Regions from separate parts of the Homo sapiens genome. Here region 1 is linked to region 2. Evidence: read pairs that join two places in POLR2A ChIA-PET (ENCODE). Cell type or tissue: Panc1. All regions are shown on one strand. Each heading gives the region's core, and the rest is flanking DNA. Links, peaks and the distances in the headings are about the cores only. Region 1 has its middle 31 kb from the start of GALM. Region 2 overlaps HNRNPLL (heterogeneous nuclear ribonucleoprotein L like).

Evidence for each region. Peaks named below come from ENCODE experiments on the same cell type or tissue, not always from the same donor. Only the 100,000 strongest peaks of a DNase experiment are listed, where the experiment ranks them.
Region 1: POLR2A ChIA-PET joins it to region 2 with 6 read pairs; 3 of 35 experiments call an interaction of 5 or more read pairs at or near these places.

The regions. Positions count from the first base shown.
Region 1 is chr2:38,632,640-38,637,042 of GRCh38, reverse strand. No RefSeq gene overlaps it. Among named protein-coding and RNA genes, the nearest start is that of GALM, 31 kb to the left of the region's middle. In Panc1, for the core only: no CTCF peak of the experiment used is centred there; no DNase peak of the experiment used is centred there; H3K27ac peaks cover 386 bases.
Region 2 is chr2:38,562,329-38,566,679 of GRCh38, reverse strand. HNRNPLL (heterogeneous nuclear ribonucleoprotein L like) reads left to right here. Exons shown (of 13, transcript NM_138394.4): 13 at 2,443-4,351. The coding sequence ends at 2,498. Among named protein-coding and RNA genes, the nearest start is that of HNRNPLL, 38 kb to the left of the region's middle. In Panc1, for the core only: no CTCF peak of the experiment used is centred there; no DNase peak of the experiment used is centred there.

The sequences.
Region 1 (4,403 bases), core at 230-4,229, 70 kb before region 2:
TGCATCTTAATCCCTTGGTAACTGTATTAGTCTGTTCTCACAGTGTGATAAAGAACTACCTGAGACTGGGTAATTTATGAAGAAAGAGATTTAATTGACTCAGTTCCACAGGCTGTACAGGAAGCATGGCTGGGTGGCCTCAGGAAACTTACAATCATGGCGGAAGGTGAAGGGGAAGCAAGCACGCCTTATTATGGCAGAGCAGGATAAAGAAAGGGGAGGTGCTACCCAACCAGATCTCATGAAAACTCACTATCTTTTTTTTTTTTTTTTTTTGAGATAGAGTCTCGCTGGAGCTCCTGGCCTCAAGCAATCCACCTGCCCTGACCTCCCAAAGTGCTGGGATTACAGCTATGAGCCACTGCACCCAGCCAGGAGAATAAAAATCTATAGTAGGTGGGAGCTTTCATTGTCCCTGATCTGGAAAAACTCAGTGAGCTGCCAAGTAACAAAAAAATCCTCCTATAATTGGGAGGATTAATTATTTCTGGTACTGAGATATACATTGGATGTGGTATATATCTTCATTTTTTACTTTCCTATGAATATTTTGTGAATCTCCTGTATCTAATAGTTTAAACATATTTTGAGTGCATTAAATGAAACACTAATGACGTGTGATTTGGATGTTTTCTTTTGCTTCAAAAAACAAAACCTATATGCTGTCACTTTAAATCTTTTCCCTCTTTCTTTATTTGAAGGCAGAAATAATCAGGATATTTTCTCTAGGGCGTTTTGGGGACTTGGGACTAATCTTAAGCAGGCGGCATATGTGACTAACCTGTGTGTTGTGAGTCAGGGATGCTGATAAGAGCCTCCTATGTTTTTCCAACAGCCTCTCATATTTTCTTTCTATTTTTTATTTTTTGAGACAAGGTCTCACTCTGTCACCCAGGATGGAGTACAGTGGTGCAGTCTCGGCTCACTGCAACTTCTGCCTCCTGGGCTCTAGCAATCCTCCCATCTCAGCCTCCCTAGTAACTGGGACCACAGGTGTGCACCATCATGCCTGGCTAATTTTTGTACTTTTTGTAGAGACAAGTTTTCACTATGTTACCCAGGCTTGTCTCGAACTCCTCACCTCAAGTTATCCACCTGCCTCGGCCTCCCAAAGTGCTGGGATTACAAGCATGAGCCACTGCACCCATGCTCTCTCATATTTTCTAAAATACCACTATCAGACTTATGTTTGTTTGGTCTTTAGAAATCTGAATATTCTTTGGAAGGGAAACCATCTCAGTGAGAATTTGTTTATTAGATAGTTGTCCATGTTTGACATCTGACTTGGAGCAAGAGTTTGAAGAAATACAAAACAGGTAAGTTGGAAAGGATACTGGGAGGTATGATAGCAGAAGAAAAGGAAATTTCCTTGTAATTTTGCCTAGGATGAGCCCTTAATATAATTAAGGATGGTCCTTCCTCTGCTTCCCTAGGATTTTAAGACCTGCTTTCATTTTCTTCCATCTTTTCTTCTTCCCAAAATAAGAAGTAAGAGGTTTTGAGGTATAGTGGCTCATGCCTGTAATCCCAGTGCTTTGGCAGACCAAGGCAGGAGAATCACTTGAGGCTAGGAGCTTACGACCAGCCTGGGTAAAATAGCAAGACCTGGTATCTACAAAAATTATTTAAAAAAATAAGTTAGATGTGGTGGCATGTGCCTGTAGTCCTAGCTACTTGGGAGACTGACGCAGGAGGAACGCCTAGCCCAGGAGTTTGAAGCTGCAGTGAGCTACTGCATTCCAGCCTGGGTGACACAGTAAGACCCCATCTCAAACATACAAAACATAATGACGACAGCAAACAAAAGGTTTGGGGCCATAAAAAAAGAATTATTATAAAAATTGACTAAAGGGGAAAAGTCATTTATACTACATAGGAAATGTCCCCTAAAGGAAATTTTCAGTACAATTTTCCTCCAATGAGTCTCAATTATATTAGAATTTTTCCTTTCAGGCAATCTTTATTTAAATTATCCTACTTAAAACTCAAATTACGAATCTCTAAAACTGCAATTTCCAAAAACAATGAAGTTTCCTAAAATGAGATTATGCATCAGCAGCAGTGGCACCAGCTTAAATAAATTTTTAATGGAATTGTCAGTATTGCTGATACGTTTAGGGCAAAACTTCTGCCAAATTTTGTAAGATAACAATCAAGTACTGCGTGACCTTGACAGATTCTTTTCTTATTTTAGCAAAACCACATTCTGCTTTGAGAAAGGTCAAACTCAGAGCAAGGGTACAGCTTCCTCTTTACTGGTCTTTCATGAGTTTGTCATCTGATATAGGGACATGGTTAGGTCAAAGGGGGAATGTGCTTTATCTAGACAGTTTAAAATTTCATCTCAAAGTATCTAATCCTTTGGGGCAAACTTTCATAGATTTATATTGCTTTTTCTCTGGTGAATGATGCTAAATTTTATTACTTTGAAAGTTATTGACTATTCTGTGATTAAAGAAAAAAGATTTTTTTTTTTTTTCAGAGTCTTGCTCTATCGTCCAGGGTATGGGTGACAATTTCTTGCTTTACTTTGTTTTATTACAAAAGTGATAAAACAAAATAAAGCAAGAAATTGAAAAATGCAAGAAAGAATAAAGAATACCCATATAACCTATATCCCATATAACCCCAAATCCCACCTGCCCTGATAGATCATTTCATATTAACATAGTGACCCATTTCCTTTTAACTTTTTTTGGGGTGCATAGCTGAAATCATTGGTAGATAAAGTTTTGCATATATACACTGCTTTTTGAAAAATAGTGGATCCAAATTGTGTTGTCCTTCACAAAAAAAGGCTGGAACGAATGGAAAGGTAGACCATGTTCTTGGGGAGGAAGCCTAACAGCATCAAGATGTTAGCCAATTAGAGATTAGCAGTATCCATTAAAATTACAATAGTGCAGCCAAAACAAACAAAAACAAACAAAAAACAAACCAAAATCATGTCCTTTGCAGCAAGATAGTTGCAGCTGGAGGCCATTATCCTAAGCAAATTAATGCAGGAACAGAAAACCAAATACTGCATGTTCTTACTTATAAGTAGGAGCTAAACATTGGGTACTCAGGGACATAAAGATGACAACAAAGATACTGGAGACTACTCGATGGGAGAGGAAGGAAGGGCAGCAAGGGTTGAAAAACTAACTATTGAGTATTATGCTCATTACCTGGGTTAGGGAATCATTCATATCCCAAACCTCAGCATCACACAATATACCCATGGTGTAACAAACATGGGGATGAACCCCTTGAATCTAAAATGTACCCCTGCACATGCACCCCTTGAATCTAAAATAAAAGTTAAAATCATTATTATTATTATTATTTTTTTTTTTTGAGATGGAGTCTTGCTCTGTCGCCCAGGCTGGAGTGCAGTGGCGCAATCTCGGCTCACTGCAAGCTCCGCCTCCCGGGTTCAAGCGATTCTCCTGCCTCAGCCTCCCGAGTAGCTGGGACTACAGGCGCCCGCCACCAAGCCTGGCTAATTTTTTGTATTTTTAGTAGAGACGGGGTTTCACCATGTCAGCCAGGATGGTTTCGATCTCCTGACGTCGTGATCCGCCCGTCTCGGCCTCCCAAAGTTCTGGGATTACAGGCGTGAGTCACCGCACCTGTGCCAAAAGTTAAAATTATTTTTAAACATTACAAATATATGTACATTTGGACCCAGCATTCTCTTATACTTTTAATAATGATTTCTAGAGATAGTATTGAAGGAATATTATTCATTGCTTTTTTTTTTTTTTGTAACAGCAAAAGAAATGGTCACTTCAGAAAAGTTTTTCAGAAAAAAAATTGGAAGCAACATAAATGTCAATCAGTACAGGCCTTTTTAAATTATTTATGGCATAGCTACACTGTGGAATACTATATAGCTGTTAAAAATGAGTAAGTGCTTTTGTATTGATTTAGACAGATCTTCAAGATCTATTAAATGCAAAAAGTGACTTGCTGGAAAAATGGGTATAGTCTTTTGTAATTTGTATAAAAAAAGAAGAGGACAAAGAATGTATATTGTCTTTGACTAGGAACAGCCTTCTGGAAGGCCAGACAAGAAACTACTAATATTGATAACCCAATTGAGGCTGAGAATGGAAACCAGTGGGCACTGGAGCAGAGTAGGGGTGAGACTTTCTATTGTGTATATTTTTATACTTGTTTGCTGCTTGGAGAATGTGAATGAATGAATGTGGTATCTATTCACATTAAATTAAAATAGAAATAAAGAATGTGTGGGCTGGGTGCAGTGGCTCACGCCTGTAATCCCAGCACTTTGGGAGGCCAAGGTGGGCGGACCACCTGAGGTCAGGAGTTCAAGACCTGCCTGGCCAACGTGGAGAAACCCCATCTCTACAAAAATACAAAAATTAGCTGGGCATGATGGTGGGCACCTGTAATCC
Region 2 (4,351 bases), core at 1-4,000:
TGTTTGTAGGACAGTTTTTCAGTAGTGTAGGGCATGAAGGTTTATAGTTAGGTAAAATGTTGCTAGATTGTACTTTATAAAGGTTGCACCAGTTTACGTTACCAACCGTGATATATGAAAATATTCATTGCTCAGCACTCTTAGCAACACTGAGTGTTGTCAGATATTCAATTTTTACCAGTATGATAGATGAAAAATGGTATTTGGTTGTTTTAATTTGTGTCAAGTCAAGTGAAATTGTTAACCTGTTTGTTTGTCTCCATAATAGTAACAATGGCCTTTTTGGTTTTTTTTTTTTTGGTTTTTTTTTTTTGAGACGAGTCTTGCTCTGTCCCCCAGACTGTAGAGTAGTGGCACGATCTTGGCTCACTGCAACCTCCACCTCCCAGGTTCAAGCGATTCTCCTGCCTCAGCTTCCCAAGTAGCTGGGATTATAGGCACCCACCACCACACCCAGCTAATTTTTGTATTTTTGTTAGAGACGGGGTTTCACCACGTTGGCCAGGCTGGTCTCGAACTCCTGGACCTCATGATCTGCCCACCTCCGCCTTCCGAAGTGCTGGGATTACAGGCGTGAGAAAACTCAAGTTTAATTTTTGAAACTTTTTGCTGTGTAATTTACTTTGATCCTGGATCTCCAGGGTATTTAAATAATAGGGGAACATTATTGGGTGTGGTGATGAATGATGGTTTAAAAAAGAGAAAAAAAAACAATGAATGATTTATGGCTGGAATAACATCTGAAATTTGCTTTAAAATATTCTAGCTTTCAAAACTGTGTGTGAAGGGTAGGTAGATAAAGTAAGACTGACAAATATTGACAATTATTGAAGCTGGGTGATAGGTATGTGGGGATTCATTAAACCTATCTACATTTTTGTGTATGTTTGAAAATTCCTAAATAAAAAGTTAAGTAAGAAACACCTTTTTTTTTTTTTTTTTTTTTTTTTTTGAGACAGGGTCTTGCTCATCTCCTAGCCTGGAATGCAGTGGTGCAATCACAGCCCACTGCAGCCTCGACTTTCCTGAGCTCAAGTGATCCTCCCACCTCAGCCTCCCAAATAGCTGGGGCTATAGGAGTGCAACACCACATCCAGCTTATTGGTGTATATTTGTTTATTTTTAAATTTTTTTTACATGGAGGGATCCTGCTGTGTTGCCCAGGCTGGTGGTCTTGAACTCCTGGCCTCAAGCAGTCCTCTGGCCTCAGCCTCCCAAGTTGCTGGGATTGTAGGCACAAGCCACAGTGTCGGCTTTCTTCTCATTTTACTTTTAGTTAAAAGAAAAAAAAGGAAATTTTATTAAGTAGTCAGGCTTAATTTTTGAGAGAAAGTTTTAAAAAGCTTTAAAGTTATATGAAATACCTTAGAGACAGTATATAGATTATAAACTGTTTGGAGATAGGGACAGTTATGTATGTTTTTATCCTCTGCAGTGTCTTGTACACACTTGTTGATGCATATGCTTTTCCTTACAGGAATTTTTTTTCTTTAATGAACTACAGCTTTTAATACTAAAATTGTGATACATTAAGATAGCAAAACTGGTTCTTTGCTTTGATTTCTTATATATGTAGTTGAGGAAGAGCTGTTTCTGCCTGGTCTGAAAAATTAAAGGAAAGAAAAATTTACAAAATGGAAATATTTTTGTGAAGTATACCCAGTTGGTTTGTTTTTTTTTTTTCAGTAATTTCAAAACTTATGTACCCCATTGATGAAGAGAGATTTAATACTAGATTTCCTGGAACCTTTTGGGATCATAGATGTCTTCATGTACATTCCAGCTTTGACCTACTTCCCAAGCTGTATTTGAATTGGCTTTTATAGAGAGTTAACTGTTGGCAATATTTTTGCAATGTGAGCTTTGCTGCTTAATCCTGATACTATTTATTCTTTAATGATGAATTCACTAAAAAAAATTGAGTGCCAGACAGTGTTGAGAACAATAGAAATGTGGCAGTGAACAAAGTCCCTGCCTTCATGAGCTTACCTTCCAGTAAATATGAATAAAAATCTTTCCCTTACTTTACTTAGAAATTTTACTTTTTTTTTTTTTTTTTTTTTTTTGAGACGGAGTCTCACTCTGTCACCCAGGCTAGAGTGCACAATCTTGGCTTGCTGCAACCTCCACCTCCCAGGTTCATGCAGTTCTCCTGCCTCAGCCTCCTGAGTAGCTGGGACTACAGGCGTGCACCACCACACCCAGCTAATTTTTGTATTTTTAGTAGAGGCGGGGTTTCACTTCATTAGCCAGGCTGGTCTCGAACTCCTGACTTCAGGTGAGCCACCGCATCTGGCCAATTTTACTTCTTTATATTCCTGCTTTATATTCACCATATTTCTTATATTTAGTATAAAAAGGTGAAGTAATTTACTCTGATACTTCAAGGTGATCTTGAAAGTTTGATGAAGTGAAATATTAACTGTTTTTTACTTTTTACAGATGGTTCCAATCCCTATACATTGAAGCTTTGCTTTTCTACATCATCCCATTTATAAGAAGAGAAGAGCATGTTAGAATTTATGTTCACCTTTATTACAATTTCAAAGCTACACTTCATTAAAAAAAAATCTAAAATGGTTGATCTCATGTTGCCTTGCTTACTTTAAGATCCTGTTCTGTAATAAACATATTTTGCCTTGAGTAAATTTGTTGTAAGCTTAAATATTGAATTGTTTTCATTTTAAGATAGAATATCATAATGTAGACTATCTACAGCTTCATTGTAGATTATACAGATATATGATTTCTAACCTTATTACTGGAATTTTTCTTCCACAGTAAAAATATATTTGCATTCTTAATGCTAATTATCTGCAAGTATTTTTTCATTGTGTAAGAGATTAATGCAGGTGAAAGTATTGCATTTTAATATAGAATTCCTATTATATGTTTAGATGTTTAAGTATGTTGCAGTTACTCATATTAAACATAACTTGTATATTTATTATTTTAATGAAGTTTGAGAATAACGTTACATATGTTGAATTTTAAGTACTACAGATTTAACTGATTTTATATTTCTGAAAGGCTAACAGACATGGATACACGTGTACAGTATGCATTCAAACTTATTTAAATTGGTGTATTTTTTTTTAAGTCACTGTCCATTTGTATTGACATGCCTCTGTTTCTAGTCCAGTTTGGAGATTTTATAAAGTTATAACAATGAGTTAATGTGTTCATTTTCATTTGTTGCATGTGACTTAAATACAGCTAGTATTTGGCATTGAGATTTTAATAGAGGTTATAATTAACAGTTCCTCTTATAGATAATAATCTGGGATCCATGGGTGGGCTTCAGAGAATCTGTGTACCCCCTAAAATTGTATGTAGAATTTTGGATATTTACATTTTTATTTTTTAACTCTTGGATCCATCAGTAATATGTATTTTTCTATATGGTACAAGATTTAAGGATCTAATTTTATTTTTATTCCAAACAGATAGCTATTTGTCTCAATACCATTTATTAAACATTCTTTCTCCCACTGGATCTGTTTTTTTTTTCTTTTTAAGATAATAGATTTTATACATAGGCAAGTAAGATTTAAGGACCAAACATGGTATTAAGAGACTATAGCACGATTGTTACCAAGTTCACAGCTTTTTTACAATAGAAAAACTGATGTGGCCATTTTGTTTTCATCTTTAAAAGAAGGGAGAATATGTGTCATCTACCTAGAATAACTGATATCAGTAGTTGACAATATCAGTTTTGTAATCCTGACACTTTTAAACAAATTTGTAAATGAAAGTTCCATTTAGATCTTTTGTAAAGACTTTATTTTAAATTTTAATATAAAAAATCCTTTTAGAAATAAGGCAGGCATTTACAATTTTAGAGCTGTTTAATAGGAAGTTTAGATGGAAACTAAACACACATTAACATTTATTTCCCCTCATTTTGATGGCAGTGGACCAGCATTTAGCCCTCTAAAGATAAAGAAAAAATTAAATTTAATCTAGAAGTATTTTAGACCCTTATCACAGAACCCAGTAAGTTATGCCAAGGGTAACTGTGTGAACTGTGTTCGATACTGGGCTATGTATGTTTCTTATTCATTGCCAATTTAATACCTAAGTTTATCTAACTTTACAATAAAGCTTTTTTTCCCCTATAAATACTTTTCTACCTCTTTTGAAAAATTGAAATACCTTAATTTTGGTTTATGTAATAGTTGTCTACGTTCCTTCCTCCTCTGAAAATTAATGTGGGTTGTCAGAATTACAGACTTTTTAATGCCTAAGATTTTAAGAAATAAACCTGTAGGTGTTGGCAGGACTTATTTCATTTAGATTTTAATTAGTTTAGATGTGTAGAAATGATTTTTATCTGTAAGGCTCTCTC